Regions from separate parts of the Mus musculus genome. Here region 1 is linked to region 2. Evidence: chromatin loops called from intact Hi-C (ENCODE). Cell type or tissue: heart. All regions are shown on one strand. Each heading gives the region's core, and the rest is flanking DNA. Links, peaks and the distances in the headings are about the cores only. Region 1 overlaps Gm41804 (a long non-coding RNA gene). Region 2 holds the start of Slc22a27 (solute carrier family 22, member 27).

Region 1 (12,460 bases), core at 1,598-9,597, 300 kb before region 2:
AAAACTACTGGTCCAGTATATGGTGGATCATCTTTGTTAGTATCTTCACGTTCACCTAAGGTGTATATCAGGTCATCCAAGACAGCATCCATGCCTGACTTGTCAGATGGCTTGCTCAGTGTGGAGTGCATAGGTAAAGCTGGTGTGAATGATTCATGTTCTTTTTTCTTACCAACCACGTTGTACAAGGCAGTGGCCACAGTCCCACCTCCAGCCACAGTCTCTCCAGCAGCAGAAGGAACACTTGAAATTTTGTCTTTGATTCTGATGGTTTCTCTGACACCATCTGTTCATTTGATCTGGAAAGTGCTTTTTCTTTATGAGCATGCTTACTTCCTTTATTTGATGTGTGCTTGGAAAGATTTTTGGGCTCTGACCCTTCCTTTGACCATCCTTTTGACTTTTTCTCATAAACCACAGGTGGCAGGCAATCTCCTCTGCTTGACTTTACCTCTTTTGTTCCTTTCTCACTTGATTGTGACTTCTCAGACTCTGTTTTCACAGTCTTAGCTTCTGTGGTACTGATACTGGGAGAATTGCTGGTGGCAGCAGAGGAAGCTGTCACCTCTTTGGATCCTTTTTTTTCTCCTGGTTTAGAAGATGATCCAATATTCTTTTCATTAACATGTGTCTTGTACCACCAACTTGCAAATGCCATGGTGACAACTCTGACTTGCTCTTCTGGGAACCTCTCGAGAAAGCAAAACGTGCACCACGATGACTCTCCTCTTAGCTGAGACCTCTATTTGTGACTATTTTGAATGGTGTTGTTTCCCTAATTTATTTTTCAGCCTGTTTATCCTTTGTGTAGAGAAAGGCCACTGACTTATTTGAGTTAATTTTATATCCAGCTAATTCACTAAAATTGTTTATCAGGTTTAGGAGTTCTCTGGTGTAATTTTTGGGATTACTTATATAATCTATCAGATCATGTGTAAATGTGATATTTTGACTTCTTCCTTTCCAATTTGTATTCCTTTAATCTCCTTTTGTTGTCTAGTTGCTCTGTCTAGGACTTCAAGTACTATATTGAATAGATAGTGAGAGAGTGGGCAGCCTTGTCTAGTCCCTGATTTTAGTGGGATTGCTCTAAGTTTCTCTCCATGTGGTTTGAGGTTGGCTATTGGTTTGCTGTAGGCTACTGGTTTTCTGTATATTGCCTTTATTATGTTAAGCATGGACTTTGAATTCCTGATCTTTCTAACTTTTATTATGAATGTGTGTTGGATTTTGTAAAATGCTTTCTCAGCATATAATGAGATGGTCATGTGGTTTTTGTCTTTAGTTTGTTTATATAGTAGATTAGTTTGTTGGATTTCTCTATATTGAACCATGCCTGAATCCCTGGGATGAAGCCAACTTGATCTTGATGGATAATTGCTTTGTTGTGTTCTTGGATTCAGTTTGCTAGACTTTTATTGAGTATTTTTGACTTGATATTCATAAGGGAAATTGGTCTGAAGTTCTTTTTGTTTGTTGGGTCTTTGTGTAGTTTAGGTGTCAGAGTAATTGTGGCTTCATAGAATGAATTGGGTAGAGCACCTTCTGTTTCTATTTTGTGAAATAGTTTGAGAAGTTTGAAGGTCTGATAGAACTATGCACTAAACCCATATGGTCCTGGGCTTTTTTTTGTTGGGAGACTATTAATGACTCTTTCTATTTCTTTACAGGATATGGGACTGTTTAACTCGTTAATCTGATCCTGATTTAACTTTGGTAACTGGTATCTGTCTAGGAAGTTGTCCATTTTATCCAGGATTTCCAGTTTTGTTGAGTATTGGCTTTTGTAGTCAGATCTGATGATTTCTTTGGATTTCCTCAGATTCTGTTGTTACACCTCCTTTTTTATTTCTGATTTTGTTAATTAAGATACTGTCCCTGTGCCTTCTATTTAGTCTGGCTAAGGGTTTATCTATCTTGTTGATTTTCTCAAAGAACCAGCTCCTGGTTTGGTTTATTCTTAGTACAGTTCTTTTTGTTTCTATTTGGTAGAATCCAGCCCTGAGTTTGATTATTTCCTGAAGTGTACTCCTCTTGGGTGAATTTACTTCCTTTTGTTGTAGAGCTTTTAGGTGTGCTGTCAAGCTGTCCATGTATGCTCTCTCTAGTTTGCTTTTGGAGGCACTCAGAGCTATGAGTTTTCCTCTTTGGACTGCTTTCTTTGTGTCCCATAAGTTTGGATATGTGGTGACTTCATTTTCATTAAACTCTAAAAGTTTTATTTCTTTCTTTACTTCTTCTATGACTCAATTATCATTGAGTAGACTGTTGTTCAGCTTCCACATGTATGTGGGTTTTGTCTTATTTATGTTGTTTTTGAAGATCAGCCTCAGTCCATGGTGATCTGATAGAATGCATGAGGTTATTTCAATATCTTTGTATCTGTTGAGGCCTGATTTGTGACAGGTTTTATGGTCAATTTTGGAGAAGGTACCATGGGGCATTGAGAAAAAGGTATATCCTTTTGTTTTAGAATAAAATGTTTTATAGATATCAGTTAAATCTCTTTGTTCCATAACTTCTGTTAGTTTCATTGTGTCTCTGTTTAGTTTCTGTTTCCATGATCTGTCCATTGATGAGAGTGAGGTGTTGAAGTCTTCCACTATTATTGTGTGCAGTGCAACATCTGTTTTGAGGCTTACTAAAGTTTCTTTAATGAATGTGGACACCCTTGCATTTGGATTCTAGATGTTCAGAATTGAGAGTTCATCTTGGTAAATTTTACCTTTGATGAGTATGAAGTTTTCCTCCTTATCTTTTTTGATAAATTTAGGTTAAAAGTCAATTTTATTCAATATTAGAATGGCTACTCCAGCTTGTTTCTTGGGACCATTTGCTTGGAAACTTGTTTCCTATCCTTTTACTCTGAGGTAGTGTCTGTCTTTGTCCCTGAGGTTGGTTTCCTTTATGCAGCAAAGTGTTGGGTCCTGATTACATAACCAGTCTATCAGTCTATGTCTTTTTATTGGGGAATTGAGTCCATTGATATTAGGAGATATTAAGGAAAAGTCATTGTTGCTTCTTGTTATTTTTGTTGTTAGATATGGAATTTTGTTCATGTGGCTATCTTCTTTTAGGTTTGTTGAAAGATTACTTTCTTGATTTTTCTAGTGCATAGTTTCCCTCCTGCTATTGGAGTTTCCCTTTATTATCCTTTGAAGGGCTGGATTTGTGGAAAGATATTGTGTATATTTCATTTTGGCATGATATGCCTTGGTTTTTCTGTCTGTGATAATTGAGAGTTTTGCTGGGTATAGTAGCCTGGGCTGGCATTTGTGCTCTCTTAGGGTCTGTATGACCTCTGTCCAGGATCTTCTGGCTTTCATAGTCTCTGGGGAGAAGTCATGTGTAATTCTGATAGGTCTGCCTTCCTATGTTACTTGACTTTTCCCCCTTACTGCTTTTAATACTCTTTGTTTTGTGCATTTGGTGTTTTGATTATTATGTGTCGGGAGGAATTTCTTTTCTGGTCCAGTCTATTTGGAGTTCTGTAGGCTTCTTGTATGTTCATGGGCATCTCTTTAGGTTGGGGGAATTTTCTTCTATAATTTTGTTGAAGATATTTACTGGCCCTTTAAGTTGACAATCTTCATTCTCATCTATACCTATTATCCATAGGTTTGGTCTTCTCATTGTGTCCTGGATTTCCTGGGTGTTTTGGGTTAGATTCTTTTTGCATTTGGCATTTTCTTTCATTGTTGTGTCAATGTTTTCTATGGTATCTTCTGCACCTGAGATTCTCTCTTCTATCTCTTGTATTCTCTTTGTTATGCTTGCATCTATGGCTCCTGACTTCTTTCCTAGGTTTTCTATTTCCAGAGTGACCACTTTGGATTTCCTTATTGTTAATCCTTATTTCCTTATTGTATAATCCCTTTGTGATTTCCTTATTGTTTCTACATCCATTTTTAGATCCTGGGTGGTTTTGTTCAGTTCTTTCACCTGTATGTATGTGTTCTCCTGTATTTCTTTAAGGAAGTTATTTATGTCTGTCTTATAGTCCTCCATCATCATCATGAGAAGTGACTTTAGATCCATATCTTGCTTTTCTAGTGTGATGATGTATCTAGGACTTGCTTGTTTTCTATCGTATCTTCTACACCTGAGATTCTTTCTTCTATCTCTTGTATTCTGTTGGTGATTCTTGCATCTTTGAGTCCCAATCATTTTCTCAGGTTTCCTATCTCCAGCATTGTCTAACTTTGTGATTTCTTTTTTGATTGTACTTCCATTTTTAGATCCTGGATGGTTTTGATCAATTCCTTCACCTGTTTATTTGTGTTTCTTTAAGGGATTTTTGTGTTTCCTCTTTAAGTGCTTCTACCTGTTTACGTGTATTCTCCTCTATTTCTTTTATTGAGTTATTTATGTCCTTCTTAAAGTCCTCTATCATCGTCATGAGATCTGGTGTTAGATCATAATCTTGCTTTACAGGTTTGTTAGGGTATTTAGGACTTGGTATGGTGGCAGAACTGGGTTCTTATGAAGTCAAGTAGCCTTGGTTTCTGTTGCTTATGTTCTTGTGCTTGCCTTTATCCATCTGTTTATCTCTGGTGTTAGCTGGACTTGCTGTCTCTGATTAGAGCTTGTTCCTCCTGTGAGCCTGTGAGCCTATCACCTTGGGTGTCTCCACACTCCTTGAGGACACGTTTTCTCTGGGCAGTATTGGTGTGCAGAAAACTATGGCATAGTTAAGCTCCTGGGCACCGATGGAAACTGGAAGGATACTGTCCCCAGCTGCTCTGTAGGTTCTGCATCTGGAAATTCTGTTCTTATAAAACCTACTAACTTATGATAAATTGTTAAAGATGATTAAGACATGAAACTTAATAGTTACCTTAGAAATGATTAAATTATTTATTGTGTTCATAACTATACTAGTCAAGCCAAGTTAAACTGTAATTACAAGAATAAGCTTTATTTAGCCTACGACATATGTTTTCAAGGTGAAGCTGAATAAAATTAGTATGAAATCAGATATACTTAATAGATTATACTCCTTAAATTTTCCTGAGATCTTCTGATTGTGACATTTAACATTTTAAATGGAAGAATCTTCCTGAGATAGAAATGTCAGATCCTACAGGGAATCCAGGGAATCCTAAGATCACCCTAACAGTCAAGGTGGCACTGACTATTCCACCTATATTTTGGTATTACTAACTACTGGGGAAATCTTCCTCATGTCTCACCTTCTACCAGGGCTCTGCACAAGCTGTGGACACTGTTGAGTTGATTGCTCTACTTTGCCTGGTTCTCCAAGTTTCTCCTCCATAGGAAAATCTCTCATACCTATGTCTGAGAGCTACTGTGTGTGGCAGCTGAAGATCAAATTATCTTCTATATAACAACCAAAGACTGATCACTTCTCTTGATATAGCCATAGAGACAATGGTAGCCAAATCCACCATCTAGATAGTAGATAAGTTTCTATCATTTTAATTGACACACAGGCTTTTGGATTATACTTCCTGCTATAACTTATTCTTGTCAGAACTCTGATGGCAGTGATAGCTAGGCTAACTATCTTTGTAAGTTTAACAACACCAAGAAACCAGCTCTTTTCCCCAAAGCTGCAACTATCTTGTTACTTCATTTCATTATGTACCTTCAGGCCTTGCTTTTTCTAGAGCTACTATGTCTTCAGCTGAGAAAACCAGACAGGTTTGCCTTGCTAACTGGCTTGATATTAAAGATGGTAAACAGGTTTCAGATGTAACTTTTTACTATGTCTATTCAAAAGAACTTGCTTTGCAATGATTACTCTTAGTAATAACTACTTTATCTCTGGTAAGTGGTTAAAACTGTTTTAAGTTTATGTAAGTTCAGAGGGTCTAAGAAAGTGTTTTAAGGAACATAAATGCAAGTTTTAATGGTATAAGAAAGTGCTTTAAGGAAATAAAATGTTTCAGATTTACTCCCCTTTTTACATTATTGTTATAGTAATATTTCAAAAGTTCCAAGTTTTAACATTGATCAATGGAGTTCTGATAAACTGGAAAAGCACTGACTACTGTTATCAGTCACAAACCTGAGATTTTAAATTTGCTTTGGATGTGTTCTGTAGCAGAATTCATCAGATCCATTGTACCTGGTATGAATTCTAGAATGGTGGCATCTAGGCTTTCAAAATACAGTTTTGTTGGTGACTGCTATCTGTGTTTTAAAAAATATTTTGTTCACTTACAGTTCTCCTGTAGCTCATGTCCTGGTTCCCCCTCAAATAGTCACTCATTCCATTCCTTCTCTGCGTTGTCTCCGAGTGGGTGCTCCCCCTCAAGAGGCATTCCCACTTCCCTGGGGCCTCAAGTCTCTTGGGGATTAGGTGCATCTTCTCCCACTGAGGTCAGTCCAGGCAGTCCTCTGCCTTATATGTGCTGGGGGTCTTTCACCAGGCCATGTATGCTGTCTGATTAGTGGCTCAGACTCTGGGAGCTCCCAGGGGTCCAGGTTAGCTGAAAATGATGGTCTTCCTATGGGATTGCCCTACCTTACAACTTCTCTAATCCTTCCCCTAATTCAACCACAGGGGCCCCTAACTTCAGTCCAATGGTTGGGTGTAAGTATCTATGTCTGTCTCAGTCTACTGCTGGTAGAAACTCTCAGAGGACAACCATGCTAGGCTCCTGTCTGTAAGCATATCATAGCATCAGTAAGTTTCAGATCTTAGTACCCCCTAACCACCACGAGATGGAGATTTTATAGAGCTATTCCTTTGAAGAATTCTCATAGCCTTTACATAACTTAGTCTTGAGACATGCCTGGCAAACCAGGAAATGTGAGAGTTGTTTAAGGTGATGGTTCTTTTAGGACAAAACCTAGACCAGATAAGAAGTTCTGATATGCAGAAATTGACTTGATAAAGGTGCCTTTTTGTATAAAAACAAAAAGGCTCTGCAAAGAGGGTTCAGGGTTCAGTCTTTGAGAGGCTGATTCCCTGCTGCATGAGGAGGCTAAACTCATCCCAATTGTCTTCCTTTTTTCAACCAACCAACCAACCAACCAACCAACCAACCAACCATCTCATCCCATGTAATGAAGAATAACAACAGCCTTTTAATCATGGACTTAAAGGTGCTTCTCATTGGGCTAAAAACATCTCTGACACACACACACACACACACACACACACACACACACACACACACACACACATGTATATATACATATATGTGTGTGTATATGTATATGTATATATATATGTACATATCCAGCCCTCAGTACATAAAAAACTATGTTCCTTCTTCATAACCCAAAGGCATAGCTTTTTAAATAACTTAATGGCATGAACCTATCTAGCTTTCTTACCGACAGCTGTTAGTTGCTTTTTCAACAATGTGGATTTCAGTGGATTCCAAGGAGTGTAATGCTAACATATCTAAAAGATTTATCTATTTTGTAAATTAAAAAATCATGTAAACTTTAGGGAGCCCTGGCAGTCATAAGCCTTGGATCCACCTCTCACAGATCAAATGGACTCCAGATAAGCACAGCCTAAGTCTTCCCATCTGTCTATTCCTCAGCGTTTGATCTCTCACTCCCTCTCTCCCCTGGTCTTAGGACTCCTTCTCTACCCAAATTATCAGAACTGTGAACCTGAGAGCTCGAAATGTAACATTTTCCTTAAAGTTGTTAAACTTTAACTTCTGTACCCAGGCAATATCTCTCTGAGCAGTTTTCCACTTGACTGACAGACTCTATTCAGGAATCAGTGTGGAGTACAAATTGCTTCAAATAGCTTCAAGCTTTGAATTTTCTGAAAGCTGAGGTGAACTAGTGCAGCCGATGTGATTGCTCCCCATTTCTTCATCTGGGCCATCAAATCAGATGCTTTAGATGAATGCTTGATTTCCTGAATCCCCTCCCAGCCTTTGACTAACAATCCAGCCTTCCTTAGCCCTGGCGATTTCAGCAGTAAATAGCTACAGAAGTTTGTACATCACCCTTTAACCCTGAAATGCTGGAATGTCAGTTCATAAGGAAACTCATTTAGGCACAGGGAACAAAATAGCTCCCTATAGTACTTATTTATGTAACAGGAAATGTACCTGTTAAAACCAAATAGGCCCAGACATATCAACAATATTTTTACAACTTGGAAACTTGCAGGTTGGGGTTCATGCCCCAAAGGCACCACTCTATTCCATTTTTCATCAGGCTTATCTTTATCCTTATATCTTTGAGAACAAGAGTTGGTTTCAATAGTAGATGCTTTTCTGATACTCAAACTGCACATCTTGTATCTACATTCCCTTCCTTTTTCACTTTAGAATTTTGCAAGTGTGGTACTAATAAATATTGTTAGGGTAAAGGCAGTTCTACTGGCCTCTTCTCAAATGCTGGAATGTCAGTTCACAAGGAAACTCAGTTAGGCATAAGCAACAAAATGCCTTCCTATAGTACTTATTTATATAACAGGAAATGTACCTTTTAAAACCAAATAAACCCAGACCTAGATTTGAAAACTTGTAGGGTGGGGTTCTTGCTCCAAAGGCACCACTCTATTCCATTTTGCATCAGCAATTGGTTCACCTGCCCCTGCCATGAGGATTCCAGGTACACATGGTGCATAAGATGTGTGCTCCAGAAAAAACTACCATCAGTTTATTTTTTATGTTTCCTCTCTCTGTTTTTTCTGTGTGACCCCCTATAGCCCCTCCCTCTGTCTTCATGATCTCTCAGTGCTGTCTGTCTGTCTGTCTGTCTGTCTATCTGCCTGTGTGCACATCCACTTTTCTAACTTTATTCTTACCCCAGGTCCTGACTCCCCTCTCCTCCATCAATAAAGCTCTTTTGTACCAGATCTTTTGCATGCTCAATGTTTTTCAGGGGTTCATCTTGGTAGATCCTGACAAAGGTACCCCTGGCTATATTATATTTCATAACAGTCAGGCAATAGAATCAAAGTTGGGCTCTCTTAAAATCTCTGCCAATGAAATTAGTCCCAAACCTTTGAATTTGGCCACTGGCAGATTTCTAGGACAAGGACAGGAAGCAGGCACATTCTCTGCAAAATATCACAAGAATGGTCACTATCCCAGTTGCCAATATTATTCCCTTCTGTAACCTCTTGAGCTGAGCCTCCATAGTCATCATTAATGTCAGCACTGTTGTCTTCCAAGCTTAAATATGAGCAAATACTAAGTGGAGCTTAGTAGATACTAAGAAATGATGTTGTACCACTTTCTAGTCCAAAGTACCCAAATTTTCCGTATTTTTCCAAAAACTGCATATCCAGCCCCATAACAGGGATAAAACACCCTCTGATACCAATTTTTGTTATAATAAATTTTGTATCCCTGTGAAGAGAAACCAGAACAAACACAACCTATAAAACAACATATTTAATTTAGGGCTTGTTTACAATGTCAGGGCATGAGTCCACGTTCATAAAAAGAGCTTGGCAACAATACTGGCAGGCAAAACACTGAAGTACTAGTTACAAGCTTATATTGTTATATGCAAGGTGGAGGCAAAGAGAGAGAAAAGCTAAGTAGTCATGGAATGCACATTTTAAACTAGTCCTAGTGACAAACGTCCTTCACCAAGGCCACTCCTCTTAATTTCATCAACAATTTCCATACACTGAGAACCAAGCATTCAAACAAATGTGTCTGGGAGGAACATTCTTATTTGAAACAGCTTTTGTATGGTGTTTTGCATTAACTAATTTAACTTTAATTCTATTCCTTAACTCTTTTAGCAAGCTTTAATATTAAACACAATACATTGAATAAAAAATAAAATGGGTCACCTTGGAGCCTTTTAAATTGCATGTTCTGTAAGGCATAACATGTTATAGTTTAACTTTTTTGATTCCTGAGATTTGCAGATCAATGTCCATATTTGACCACGGAGCATTGTGTAAACAAAATACCTTTTAAAATAAATCTTTAACAAGTTCAATTGCTGAAATAGAAACAATGGTAGGAAGCTTGTTGACTTTAGAAGAAGCTAAAGAGAGAGAAGTTCATTACTAATGGCACGGACATTTTAAACTTTTGTTAGCTCACTAAAGGATAATTTTTCTATGACAGCAATGCAGAAGTTAGTAGGGACACATGAAGAACAGCTCAGGATCAACACTATTTAGGGTGTCTTTGTTAAATATAATTTTTAAATGCTTTGTACTAATACTTTTCTATAGGAAAGTATTATTTGTCCCTCTTTGTAGATAGTTATTCAGCTTCGATGGCCTTTCAAGAATTCATGAATCAAGTGGGAAGCTTAGGGAGATTCTAGATCTTTCATATAATTTTTCATTTCCTCCTCAATGCTATTGTGACACCTCATATTGCAATGGAGAACTTTACTGCGGCCATTCCTAGTCATCGCTGCTGAATCCCCATCCTTGACAATGACACTGCCTCTGATAATGACAGTAGGATCCTGAGCCAAGATGACCTCAGGATCTCTATTCCCCTGGACTCCGACCTGAGACTGGAGAAATGTCATCATTTTGCCCAACCACAGTGGCATCTTCATTTGAATAGCATGTTTTCCATATGTGACAGAGCCAGACACTGAGCCCTGTGTGGATGGATGGGTGTATAACAGGAGCAACTTCTTATCCACTGTGATAGAGGTAAGGCATTCCCCAAAATGGTTTCATTGTGGGGTTTTAGCAATAGTACAAATAGTGGATATTCAATTAGCTCAGTCTTCAACTTTAAGCCAACATTAATTACTGATATATTAAATGTGAACATTTCTCATTCTTCTAATATTTTATTCTAAGGTTGACCACAGTTTATGAATTAATTTATTTATCAGTGTTTTCTAGAATCTAAGTATGTGGACCACCTGTGTGCTTGGTACACTAAGAAGTAAGAAGAGGGTGTTGTATCCTAGGAAACTGAAATTAGAGATGTTTGTGAGCCACTATGTATGTGCTAAGAACTGAATTCTGGTTCTTTGCAGCAGCAGTAAGTGCTCTCTATTGTTTAGGTATCTCTTCAACCTAAATCTCTTCAATGAATTATTAATTCATTTTTAGCAAATCCTTATGTGCCTTCTTGGACATGTTATGACAGGACAGTGTTATTCAGCCTCAATTTAAAATTTAAAAGAAATGGGTGATTATATAAAACCACAAGGTCAGCTAAGGCTATTGCTCAAAGGAAGAGTGATTATGTTTCATGTGTGTGACTCAGGATCCTTTATCAGCCTTGTCTAAGAAAAGATATTATATTTTACCTCTATAACAGGATAGAATGTTTCTCATTGTTAGAACACTATATCACTTAGTTAAATACTCATTCTACCAAAAGTAACAAAAGAAAATAGGAAAAAAATAAGAGAGGGATGAAGAGAGAGGTGAGAGGCAGTCATTCAGGCTCTGTCAACAGCTAGTGAAATAATGTCAGAGTTTATATACTAGTATATAGGATCCCGAAAATTCCTTAAGTCAGATTGCATCAAGTATCTCTTCAATTAATTTGCTATTTTATTTAATCATTTATTGATTTATTTATTGTTTTACACTCCAGATTTTATTCCCTTCCTATCAGTACACATCACATAAATTTTCCCTATGCTCCTGTCTCCAGGATGTCCTCACCCTCTACCTGCCACCTATCCAGACCTCTAAACTCTCTGGGGCTGTTGTTTGCTGGTTCCAACCACAGCCATTTGGCACACTAGGCATACTCCAAATGAGAAATCCATAGAAATTGGGCTTTGAATGTGGTACAACAACAGCTAGGTAGGGAGTGTCAAAAATATGGTTTTATGCAGTCTCTTGCAAGTTAGGTGCATCTTCTCAGACTAAGCCCAGACCCAGCAATCCTATGCTATATATGTGTGTTGGGGGCCTCATATCAGCTGGTGTATGCTGCCTGGTTGGTGGTCCAGGATCTGAGAGATCTCTGGGGTCTAGGTTAATTAAGACTGCTGGTCCTCTTGCAGGGTCACCCTCTTCAGTTTCTCCCAGATTTTCCCTAATTCAAGCACAGAAATCAGCTGCTTCTGTACATTGGTTAGGTGCAAATATCTATATCTGACTCTTTCAACTGCTTCTTGGGTCTTTCAGAGGGCAGTCATGATAGGTCTCTTTTTGTGAGTGCTCCATAGTAATAGTGTCAGGCCTTGGGAACTCTCCTTGAGCTGGACCCCACTTTGGGCCTGTTGCTGGACCTTCCTCAGGCTCCTTTCCATTTCCATCCCTGTAATTCTTCCAGACAGAAACAGTTATGGGTCAGAGTTGTAACTGTGGTATGGGAACCTCCTCCCTCACTTGATACTCTGTCTTCCTGCTGGAGGTGGGCTCTATAAGTTCCCTCTCCCTACTGTAGGTCATTTCATCTAAGATCCCTCCATTTGATTACTGACAGTCCCTCGCCTCCCTGGTCTCTGGTGCATTCTTGAGGGTCCCCCCAACCTCCTACCTCCTGAGGTTGCCTGTTTCCATTATTTCTGCCTGTCCTCAGGGCTTCAGTCCTTTTCTCATACCCAGTACCAG
Region 2 (12,460 bases), core at 1,623-9,622:
ATTTGGTGTTTTGATTATTATGTGTTGGGAGGAATTTCTTTTCTGGTCCAGTCTACTTGGAGTTCTGTAGGCTTCTTGTATGTTCATGGGCATCTCTTTCTTTAGGTTGGGGGAATTTTCTTCTATAATTTTGTTGAAGATATTTACTGGCCCTTTAAGTTGACAATCTTCATTCTCATCTATACCTATTATCCTTATGGTTGGTCTTCTCATTGTGTACTGGATTTCCTGGGTGTTTTGGGTTAGGTTCTTTTTGCATTTGGCATTTTCTTTCATTGTTGTGTCAATGTTTTCTATGGTATCTTCTGCACCTGAGATTCTCTCTTCTATCTCTTGTATTCTGTTTGTTATGCTTGCATCTATGGCTCCTGACTTCTTTCCTAGGTTTTCTATTTCCAGAGTTGTCTCCCTTTGTGATTTCCTTATTGTTTCTACTTCCATTTTTAGATCCTGGGTGGTTTTGTTCAGTTCTTTCACCTGTATGTATGTATTCTCCTGTATTTCTTTAAGGGAGTTATTTATGTCTCTCTTATAGTCCTCCATCATCATCATGAGAAGTGACTTTAGATCCATATCTTGCTTTTCTAGTGTGATGGTGTATCTAGGACTTGCTTGTTTTCTATTGTATCTTCTACACCTGAGATTCTTTCTTCTATCTCTTGTATTGTGTTGGTGATTCTTGCATCTATGAGTCCCAATCTTTTTCTCAGGTTTTCTATCTCCAGCATTGTCTACCTTTGTGATTTCTTTTTTGATTGTACTTCCATTTTTAGATCCTGGATGGTTTTGATCAATTCCTTCACCTGTTTATTTGTGTTTCTTTAAGGGATTTTTGTGTTTCCTCTTTAAGTGCTTCTACCTGTTTGCCTGTATTCTCCTCTATTTCTTTTATTGAGTTATTTATGTCCTTCTTAAAGTCCTCTATCATCATCATGAGATCTGGTGTTAGATCATAATCTTGCTTTACGGCTTTGTTAGGGTATTTAGAGCTTGGTATGGTGGCAGAACTGGGTTCTTATGAAGTCAAGTAGCCTTGGTTTCTGTTGCTTATGTTCTTGTGCTTGCCTTTATCCATCTGTTTATCTCTGGTGTTAGCTGGACTTGCTGTCTCTGATTAGAGCTTGTTCCTCCTGTGAGCCTGTGAGCCTATCACCTTGGGTGTCTCCACACTCCTTGAGGACACGTTTTCTCTGGGCAGTATTGGTGTGCAGAAAACTATGGCATAATTAAGCTCCTGGGCACCGATGGAAACTGGAAGGATACTGTCCCCAGCTGCTCTGTAGGTTCTGCATCTGGAAATTCTGTTCTTATAAAACCTACTAACTTATGATAAATTGTTAAAGATGATTAAGACATGAAACTTAATAGTTACCTTAGAAATGATTAAATTATTTATTGTGTTCATAACTATACTAGTCAAGCCAAGTTAAACTGTAATTACAAGAATAAGCTTTATTTAGCCTACGACATATGTTTTCAAGGTGAAGCTGAATAAAATTAGTATGAAATCAGATATACTTAATAGATTATACTCCTTAAATTTTCCTGAGATCTTCTGATTGTGACATTTAACATTTTAAATGGAAGAATCTTCCTGAGATAGAAATGTCAGATCCTACAGGGAATCCAGGGAATCCTAAGATCACCCTAACAGTCAAGGTGGCACTGACTATTCCACCTATATTTTGGTATTACTAACTACTGGGGAAATCTTCCTCATGTCTCACCTTCTACCAGGGCTCTGCACAAGCTGTGGACACTGTTGAGTTGATTGCTCTACTTTGCCTGGTTCTCCAAGTTTCTCCTCCATAGGAAAATCTCTCATACCTATGTCTGAGAGCTACTGTGTGTGGCAGCTGAAGATCAAATTATCTTCTATATAACAACCAAAGACTGATCACTTCTCTTGATATAGCCATAGAGACAATGGTAGCCAAATCCACCATCTAGATAGTAGATAAGTTTCTATCATTTTAATTGACACACAGGCTTTTGGATTATACTTCCTGCTATAACTTATTCTTGTCAGAACTCTGATGGCAGTGATAGCTAGGCTAACTATCTTTGTAAGTTTAACAACACCAAGAAACCAGCTCTTTTCCCCAAAGCTGCAACTATCTTGTTACTTCATTTCATTATGTACCTTCAGGCCTTGCTTTTTCTAGAGCTACTATGTCTTCAGCTGAGAAAACCAGACAGGTTTGCCTTGCTAACTGGCTTGATATTAAAGATGGTAAACAGGTTTCAGATGTAACTTTTTACTATGTCTATTCAAAAGAACTTGCTTTGCAATGATTACTCTTAGTAATAACTACTTTATCTCTGGTAAGTGGTTAAAACTGTTTTAAGTTTATGTAAGTTCAGAGGGTCTAAGAAAGTGTTTTAAGGAACATAAATGCAAGTTTTAATGGTATAAGAAAGTGCTTTAAGGAAATAAAATGTTTCAGATTTACTCCCCCCTTTACATTATTGTTATAGTAATATTTCAAAAGTTCAAAGTTTTAACATTGATCAATGGAGTTCTGATGAACTGGAAAAGCACTGACTACTGTTATCAGTCACAAACCTGAGATTTTAAATTTGCTTTGGATGTGTTCTGTAGCAGAATTCATCAGATCCATTGTACCTGGTATGAATTCCAGAATGGTGGCATCTAGGCTTTCAAAATACAGTTTTGTTGGTGACTGCTATCTGTGTTTTAAAAAATATTTTGTTCACTTACAGTTCTCCTGTAGCTCATGTCCTGGTTCCCCCTCAAATAGTCACTCATTCCATTCCTTCTCTGCGTTGTCTCCGAGTGGGTGCTCCCCCTCAAGAGGCATTCCCACTTCCCTGGGGCCTCAAGTCTCTTGGGGATTAGGTGCATCTTCTCCCACTGAGGTCAGTCCAGGCAGTCCTCTGCCTTATATGTGCTGGGGGTATTGCACCAGGCCATGTATGCTGTCTGATTAGTGGTTCAGTCTCTGGGAGCTCCCAGGGGTTCAGGTTAGGTGAAAATGATGGTCTTCCTATGGGATTGCCCTACCTTACAACTTCTCTAATCCTTCCCCTAATTCAACCACAGGGGCCCCTAACTTCAGTCCAATGGTTGGGTGTAAGTATCTACGTCTGTCTCAGTCTACTGCTGGTAGAAACTCTCAGAGGACAACCATGCTAGGCTCCTGTCTGTAAGCATATCATAGCATCAGAAAGTTTCAGATCTTGGTACTCCCTAACCACCATGAGATGGAGATTTTATAGAGCTATTCCTTTGAAGAATTCTCATAGCCTTTGCATTACTTAGTCTGAGACATGCCTGGCAAACCAAGAAATGTGAGACTTGTTTAAGGTGATGGTTCTTTTAGGACAAAACCTAGACCAGATAAGAAGTTCTGATATGCAGAAATTGATTTGCTAAAGGTGCCTTTTTGTATAAAAATAAAAAGGCTCTGCAAAAAGGGTTCAGAGTTCAGTCTTTCAGAGGCTGATTCCCTGCTGTATGAGGAGGCTAAACTCATCCCAAGTGTCTCTCTTTTTTCAACCAACCAACCAACCAACCATCTCATACCATGTAATGAAGAATAACAACAGCCTTTTAATCATGGACTTAAAGGTGCTTCTCATTGGGCTAAAAACATCTCTGACACACACACACAAATATATATATATATCCAGCACTCAGTACAGAAAAAACTATGTTCCTTCTTCATAACCCAAAGGCATAGCTTTTTAAATAACTTAATGGCATGACTCTATCTAGCTTTCTTAAGCCAGCTATTAGCTGGTTTTTCTACAATGTGGATTTCAGTGGATTCTGAAGAGTGTAATGCTAACATATCTAAAAGATTTATCTATTTTGTAAATTTAAAAAAAACATGTAAACTTCAGGGAGCCCTGGCAGTCATAAGCCTTGGATCCACCTCTCACAGATCAAATGGACTCCGGATAAGCACAGCCTAAGTCTTCCCATCTGTCTATTCCTCAGCATTTGATCTCTCTCTCTCCTCTCTCTCTCTCTCTCTCTCTCTCTCTCTCTCTCTCTCTCTCTCTCTCTCTCTCTCTCTCTCTCTCTCTCCCCACCCCGGTCTTTGGACTCCTTCTCTCCCCAAACTACCAAAACTGTGAACCTGAGAGCTCAAAATGTAACATTTTCCTTTAAGTTGTTAAACTTTAACTTCTGTATCCAGGCAATATCTGTCTGAGCAGTTTTCCACTTCACTGACAGACTCTATCCAGGAATCAGTGTGGAGTACAAATTGCTTCAAATAGCTTCAAGCTTTGGATTTTCTGAAAGCTGAGGTGAACTAGTGCAACCGATGTGATTGCTTCCCATTTCTTCATCTGGGCCATCAAACCAGATGCTTTAGATGAATGCTTGATTTCCTGAATCCCCTCCCAGCCTTTGACTAACAATCCAGCCTTCCTTAGCCCTGGCGATTTCAGCAGTAAATAGCTACAGAAGTTTGTATATCACCTTTTATCCCTGAAATGCTGGAATGTCAGTTCATAAGGAAACTCATTTAGGCACAGGGAACAAAATAGCTCCCTATAGTACTTATTTATGTAACAGGAAATGTACCTGTTAAAACCAAATAGGCCCAGACATATCAACAATATTTTTACAACTTGGAAACTTGCAGGTTGGGGTTCATGCCCCAAAGGCACCACTCTATTCCATTTTTCATCAGGCTTATCTTTATCCTTATATCGTTGAGAACAAGAGTTGGTTTCAATAGTAGATGCTTTTCTGATACTCAAACTGCACATCCTGTATCTGCATTTCCTTCCTTTTTCACTTTAGAATTTTGCAAGTGTGGTACTAATAAATATTGTTAGGGTAAAGGCAGTTCTACTGGCCTCTTCTCAAATGCTGGAATGTCAGTTCACAAGGAAACTCAGTTAGGCATAAGCAACAAAATGCCTTCCTATAGTACTTATTTATATAACAGGAAATGTACCTTTTAAAACCAAATAAACCCAGACCTAGATTTGAAAACTTGTAGGGTGGGGTTCTTGCTCCAAAGGCACCATTCTATTCCATTTTGCATCAGCAATTGGTTCACCTGCCCCTGCCATTAGGATTCCAGGTACACATGGTGCATAAGGTGTGTGCTCCAGAAAAAACTACCATCAGTTTATTTTTTATGTTTCCTCTCTCTGTTCTTTCTGTGTGACCCTCTATAGCCCCTCCCTCTGTCCTCATGATCACTCAGTGCTGTCTCTCTTTCTGTCTGTCTGTCTGCCTGTATGCACATCCACTTTTCTAACTTTATTCTTACCCCAGGTCCTGACTCCCATCTCCTCCATCAATAAAGCTCTTTTGTACCAGATCTTTTGCATGCTCAATGTTTTTCAGGGGTTCATCTTGGTAGATCCTGACAAAGGTACCCCTGGCTGTATTATATTTCATAACAGTCAGGCAATAGAATCAAAGTTGGGCTCTCTTAAAATCTCTGCCAATGAAATTAGTCCCAAACCTTTGAATTTGGCCACTGGCAGATTTCTAGGACAAGGACAGGAAGCAGGCACATTCTCTGCAAAATATCACAAGAATGGTCACTATCCCAGTTGCCAATATTATTCCCTTCTGTAACTTCTTGAGCTGAGCCTCCATAGTCATCATTAATGTCAGCACTGTTGTCTTCCAAGCTTAAATATGAGCAAATACTAAGTGGAGCTTAGTAGATACTAAGAAATGATGTTGTACCACTTTCTAGTTCAAAGTACCCAAATTTTCCGTATTTTTCCAAAAACTGCATATCCAGCCCCATAACAGAAATAAAACACCCTCTGATACCAATTTTTGTTAAAATAAATTTTGTATCCCTGTGAAGAGAAACCAGAACAAGCACAACCTATAAAACAACATATTTAATTTAGGGCTTGTTTACAATGTCAGGGCATGAGTCCACGTTCATAAAAAGAGCTTGGCAACAATACTGGCAGGCAAAACACTGAAGTACTAGTGACAAGCTTATATTGTTATATGCAAGGTGGAGGCAAAGAGAGAGAAAAGCTAAGTAGTAATGGAATGCACATTTTAAACCTCTAAGCCTAGTCCTAGTGACAAATGTCTTTCACCAAGGCCACTCCTCTTACTTTCATCAACAATTTCCATACACTGAGAACCAAGCATTCAAACAAATGTGTCTGGGAGGAACATTCTTATTTGAAACAGCTTTTGTATGGTGTTTTGCATTAACTAATTTAACTTTAATTCTATTCCTTAACTCTTTTAGCAAGCTTTAATATTAAACACAATACATTGAATAAAAAACAAAATGGGTCACCTTGGAGCCTTTTAAATTGCATGTTCTGAAAGGCATAACATGTTATAGTTTAACTTTTTTGATTCCTGAGATTTGCAGATCAATGTCCATATTTGACCACGGAGCATTGTGTAAACAAAATACCTTTTAAAATAAATCTTTAACAAGTTCAATTGCTGAAATAGAAACAATGGTAGGAAGCTTGTTGATTTTAAAAGAAGCTAAAGAGAGAAAAGTTCATTACTAATGGCATGGACATTTTAAACTTTTGTTAGCTCACTAAAGGATAATTTTTCTATGACAGCAATGCAGAAGTTAGTAGGGACACATGAAGAACAGCTCAGGACTATTTAGGGTGTCTTTGTGAAATATAATTTTTAAATGCTTTGTACTAATACTTTTCTATAGTAAAGTATTATTTGTCCCTCTTTGTAGATAGCTATTCAGCTTCGATGGCCTTTCAAGAATTCCTGAATCAAGAGGGAAGCCTAGGGAGATTCTAGATCTTTCATATAATTTTTCATTTCCTCCTCAACGCTATTGTGACACCTCATATTGCAATGGAGAACTTTACTGCGGCCATTCCTAGTCATCGCTGCTGAATCCCCATCTTTGACAATGACACTGCCTCTGATAATGACAATAGGATCCTGAGCCAAGATGACCTCAGGATCTCTATTCCCCTGGACTCCGACCTGAGACTGGAGAAATGTCATCATTTTGTCCAACCACAGTGGCATCTTCATTTGAATAGCATGTTTTCCATGTGTGACAGAGCCAGACACTGAGCCCTGTGTGGATGGATGGGTGTGTTACAGGAGCAACTTCTTATCCACTGTGATCGAGGTAAGGCATTCCCCAAAATGATTTCATTGTGGGGTTTTACCAATAGTACAAATAGTGGATATTCAATTAGCTCAGTCTTCAACTTTAAGCCAACATTAATTACTGATATTTTAAATGTGAACATTTCTCATTCTTCTAATATTTTATTCTAAGGTTGACCACAGTTTATGAATTAATTTATTTATCAGTGTTTTCTAGAATCTAAGTATGTGGACCACCTGTGTGCTTGGTACACTAAGAGGTAAGAAGAGGGTGTTGTATCCTAGGAAACTGAAATTAGAGATGTTTGTGAGCCACTATGTATGTGCTGAGAACTGAATTCTGGTTCTTTGCAGCAGCAGTAAGTGCTCTCTATTGTTTAGGTATCTCTTCAACCTAAATCTCTTCAATGAATTATTAATTCATTTTTAGCAAATCCTTATGTGCCTTCTTGGACATGTTATGACAGGACAGTGTTATTCAGCCTCAATTTAAAATTTAAAAGAAATGGGTGATTATATAAAACCACAAGGTCAGCTAAGGCTATTGCTCAAAGGAAGAGTGATTATGTTTCATGTGTGTGACTCAGGATCCTTTATCAGCCTTGTCTAAGAAAAGATATTATATTTTACCTCTATAACAGGATAGAATGTTTCTCATTGTTAGAACACTGTATCACTTAGTTAAATACTCATTCTACCAAAAGTAACAAAAGAAAATAGGAAAAAAATAAGAGAGGGATGGAGAGAGAGGTGAGAGGCAGTCATTCAGGCTCTGTCAACAGCTAGTGAAATAATGTCAGAGTTTATATACTAGTATATAGGATCCCGAAAATTCCTTAAGTCAGATTGCATCAAGTATCTCTTCAATTAATTTGATATTTTATTTAATCATTTATTGATTTATTTATTGTTTTACACTCCAGATTTTATTCCCTTCCTCTCAGTCCACATCACATAAATTTTCCCTATGCTCCTGTCTCTAGGATGTCCCCACCCTCTACCTGCCACCTATCCAGACCTCTAAACTCTCTGGGGCTTCTAGTCTCTTGCAAGTTAGGTGCATCTTCTCAGACTAAGCCCAGACCCAGCAATCCTATGCTATATATGTGTGTTGGGGGCCTCATATCAGCTGTTGTATGCTGCATGGTTGGTGGTCCAGGATCTGAGAGATCTCTGGGGTCTAGGTTAATTAAGACTGCTGGTCCTCTTGCAGGGTCACCCTCTTCAGTTTCTCCCAGATTTTCCCTAATTCAACCACAGAAGTCAGCTGCTTCTGTACATTGGTTAGGTGCAAATATCTATATTTGACTCTTTCAACTGCTTCTTGGGTCTTTCAGAGGGCAGTCATGATTAGTCCCTTTTTGTGAGTGCTCCATAGTAATAGTGTCAGGCCTTGGGAACTCTCCTTGAGCTGGACCCCACTTTGGGCCTGTTGCTGGACCTTCCTCAGGCTCCTTTCCATTTCCATCCCTGTAATTCTTCCAGACAGAAACAGTTATGGGTCAGAGTTGTAACTGTGGTATGGGAACCTCTTCCCTCACTTGATACTCTGTCTTCCTGCTGGAGGTGGGCTCTATAAGTTCCTTCTCCCTACTGTAGGTCATTTCATCTAAGATCCCTCCATTTGATTTCTGACAGTCTCTCGCCTCCCTGGTCTCTGGTGCATTCTGGAGGGTCCCCCCAACCTCCTACCTCCTGAGGTTGCCTGTTTCCATTATTTCTGCCTGCCCTCAGGACTTCAGTCCTTTTCCCATACCTAGTACCAGATAAGATCTCCTCTTCCCCCTCCACCCTCTGACCACTCTCTCCCAGGTCCCTCTCTCCCTTCCCATTTGTGATTTCTTTCTTCTCCCTCCCAAGTGGGACTGGGGAGTCCTCACTTGGGCCCTTCAGCTTGTTCTGTGGCTTTATCTTGGGCATACTGTATTATGTTTTGGCAAGTATTCACTTATTAATGAGTATGCATGCCTTTTGGGTCTGAGTTACCACACTCAGGATGATACATTCTAGTTCCATGCATTTTCCTGCAAAAGTCAGGATGTCCTTGTTCTTAATAGTAGTATTAATGGAGTAGTATTCCATTGTGTAAATGAACCACATTTTCTGTGTTCATTCTTCTGTTGTGGGACATGTGGGTTGTTTCCAATTTCTGGCAATTACAACCAAGGCTGCTATGAACATAGTGGAACATGTGCCCCTGTGGCATAGTGGGTCAGTTTTGGGTTTATTCCCTGATTTCAAGAGTGGTTGTATTAGTTTGCAACCCCACCAGCAATGGAGGAGTGTTCCTCTATCTCCACAGCCTCACCAATGTGCTATCCCCTGAGGTTTTGACCTTAGCCATTCTGATTGGTGTAAGTTGGAATCTCAGGGTCATTTTAATTTGCATTTCCCTGATCACTAAGAACTTCAAACATTTCTTTAAGTATTTCTCTGCCATTCCAGATTCCTTTGTTGTGAATTCTTGGTTAATTTTATATCCCATTTTTTGATTGGGTTGTTTGGTTTTTTGGTTGTTAGCTTCTTGAGTTCTTTATATATTTTTAATATTAGCTCTCTGTTGAATGTGGGGTTACTGAAGATGTTTTCTCAATCTGTAGTTTGCTGATTTGTCCTATTGACTATGTCCTTTGACTTACAGAATCTTTCCTGTTTCATGAGGTCCCATTTATCAATTCCTGATCTTAGAGCATGAGCCATTGGAGTTCTGTTTAGGAAAATTTCCCCGTGCCAATAAGTTCAAGGCTCTTTTCCACTTTCTCTTCCATTAGATTCAGTGTATTTGGTTTTATTTTGAGGTTCTTGATCAATTTGGACTTGAGCTTTGTGCAAGGTGATGGATATGGGTCTATTTCCATTTCTTTAAATACAGACAGCAGTTAGACCAGCACCATTTATTGAAGATGCTTTCTTTTTCCCATTGTATATTTTTGGCTTCTTTGTCAAAGATCAATTGTCAGTACTTGTGTGGTTTTATTTCTGGGACTTTAATTCTATCCCACTGATCAACATATCTGTCTCTGTACCAATACCATGCGCTTTTTAATCACTATTGATCTGTAGCATAGCTTGAGGTCAGGGATAGTGATTCCCCTAGCCATTTTTTTATTGTTAAGAATTGTTAATTTTTATCCAGCCACGTTGCTGAAGTTGTTTATAATCTGTAGAAGTTCTCTGGTAGAAATTTTGGGGTTGCTTATGAATACTAACATATAATCTGCAAATAGTGATACCTTTGTTTCTTTTTTGCCAACTTGTATCCCCTTGATTTCTTTTGATTGTCTTATTATTCTAGTTAGCATTTTGAGTACTATATTGAGTAGATATGGGGAGAGTAGGAATCCTTGTCTTGTGCTCAATTTTGTGGGATTGCTTCAAGTATGTCTCCATTTAATTTGATATGGACTACTGGTTTGCTGTAAATTGCCTTTATTATGTTTATGTATGGGCCTTGAATTCCTGATCTCTCCAATACTTTTAGCATGAAGGGTATTGTATTTTCTCAAATGCTTTCTCAGCATCTAAGGAGATGAACATGTGATTTTTTTTATTGAGTTTGTTTATATAGTGGATTATTTTAATGGAATGTTGTATATTGAACCAACCTCACATCCCTGGGATGAAGCCTACTTGATCATGTTGAATGATGGTTTTAACATGTTCTTGGATTCGGTTTGCAAGGATTTTATTGCATAGTTTTGCATCAATATTCAGAAGGGAGATTGGTCTGAAGTTCTCTTTTTTCGTTGGGTCCTTGTGTGGTTTAGGTATCAGAGTAATTATGTCTTTATACAATGAGTTAATTAGTGTTCCTTCTATGTTAATTTTATGGAATAATTTGAGGAATATTGATATCAGGTATTCTTTGAGGGTTCGGTAGAATTCTGTACCAAAGCCATCTGACCCAGGACTTTTTTTTGGATGGGAGGTTTTTAATGACTTCTTCCATTTTCTTAGGGGATATGGGACTGTTTAGATAGTTTACCTGCTCTTGATTTAACTATGGCACATGGTATCTGTCTAGAAAATCACCCATTTCATCTAGATTTTCCAGTTTTGTTGAGTCTAGGCATGTGTAGTAGAATCTGATGATATTTTGAATTTCCTTAATTTCTCTTGTTATGTCTCCCTTTTCATTTCTGATTTTGTTAATTTTGATATTTTCTCTGTGCCCTTTAGTTAGTTTGGCTAGGGGTTTTTCTCTCTTGATGAATTTCCCCAAGAAACAGCTTTAGGTTTTGTTGATTCTTTTTATCCTTTTCTTTGTTTCTATTTGGTTGATTTTGGCCCTGAGTTTGAGTATTTCTTGTTGTCTACTCATATTTAAGTATCAATTATATCACAATTTACAAGGTGCTAATACAATAATTTCTGAGCCAATTGATAATGATAAATGCCTTATTCCAATTATCTAACCTTATGATGCCACAACTACTTGTAGGTGGTAAATGCCACGCAGGTTCACGTCTACAACCATCTCTCTTTTCCTCCTACCCTGAGACACTCCCTCTCTCTCTGTAACTCTTACTCCAACTCCTTTTACCCTGTCCAATCATAAACCTACCCTGTACTAATATAATTGGAAAGGGAAAATTCTGCAACACTTCTTGTACATTTATGGCCATCTCTTTCTTTAGGTTGGGGATGTTTTCTATGATTTTGTTGAACATGTTTTCAGGTCATTTGACCTAGGAATATTTGCTCTCTTCTATTCCTATTATTCTTACGTTTGATCTTTTCATTGTGTGCTGGATTTCCTGGATGAATTGTGTTAGGAGTTTTTTATGTTTTAAATTTTCTTTTACCCGTTTCCGCAACGGGTTTGCGGTCAGAACGCAGGTGTTGTGAAAGACACCACTTATTACAAGCAAAAATGGGAAAGGAAAAGACTTGTATCAACATCATAGTAATCGGACGTGTAGATTCCAGCAAGTCCACCGCACCAGCCACCTGATCTACAAATGTGGTGGTATCGACAAGTAAACCATCGAAAAGTTTGAGAAGGAGGCTGCTGAGATGGGAAAGGGCTCCTTAAAGTACACCTGGGTCTTATACAAACTGAAAGCTGAGTGTGAGCGTGGTATCACTATTGACACCTCCCCATGGAAATTCGAGACCAGCAAATACTATGTGAACATCATTGATGCCCCAGGACACAGAGACTTCATCAAAAACATGATTACAGGCACATCCCAGGCTGACTGTGCTATCCTGATTGTTACTGCTGGTGTTGGTGAATTTGAAGCTGGTATCTCCAAGAACGGGCAGACCCTTGAGCATGCTCTTCTGGCTTACACCCTGGGTGTGAAACAGTTGATTGTTGGTGTCAACAAAATGAATTCCACCAAGCCACAATACAGTCAGAAGAGATACGAGGAAATTCTT

Evidence for each region. Hi-C counts contacts between places; a loop is a spot of excess contacts. Peaks named below come from ENCODE experiments on the same cell type or tissue, not always from the same donor. Only the 100,000 strongest peaks of a DNase experiment are listed, where the experiment ranks them.
Region 1: a loop joins it to region 2, with 26 times the contacts of the local background. A loop is called at or near these places in 8 of 42 quality-filtered maps.

Annotation. Positions count from the first base shown.
Region 1 is chr19:8,260,678-8,273,137 of GRCm38, reverse strand. The region is part of intron 1 of Gm41804 (a long non-coding RNA gene); the gene reads right to left. It also overlaps the pseudogene Gm8184. Among named protein-coding and RNA genes, the nearest start is that of Gm41804, 16 kb to the right of the region's middle. In heart, for the core only: no CTCF peak of the experiment used is centred there; no DNase peak of the experiment used is centred there.
Region 2 is chr19:7,960,596-7,973,055 of GRCm38, reverse strand. It overlaps Slc22a27 (solute carrier family 22, member 27), which reads left to right and starts at 7,029. Exons shown (of 11, transcript NM_134256.1): 1 at 7,029-7,094. It also overlaps the pseudogene Gm6192. In heart, for the core only: no CTCF peak of the experiment used is centred there; no DNase peak of the experiment used is centred there.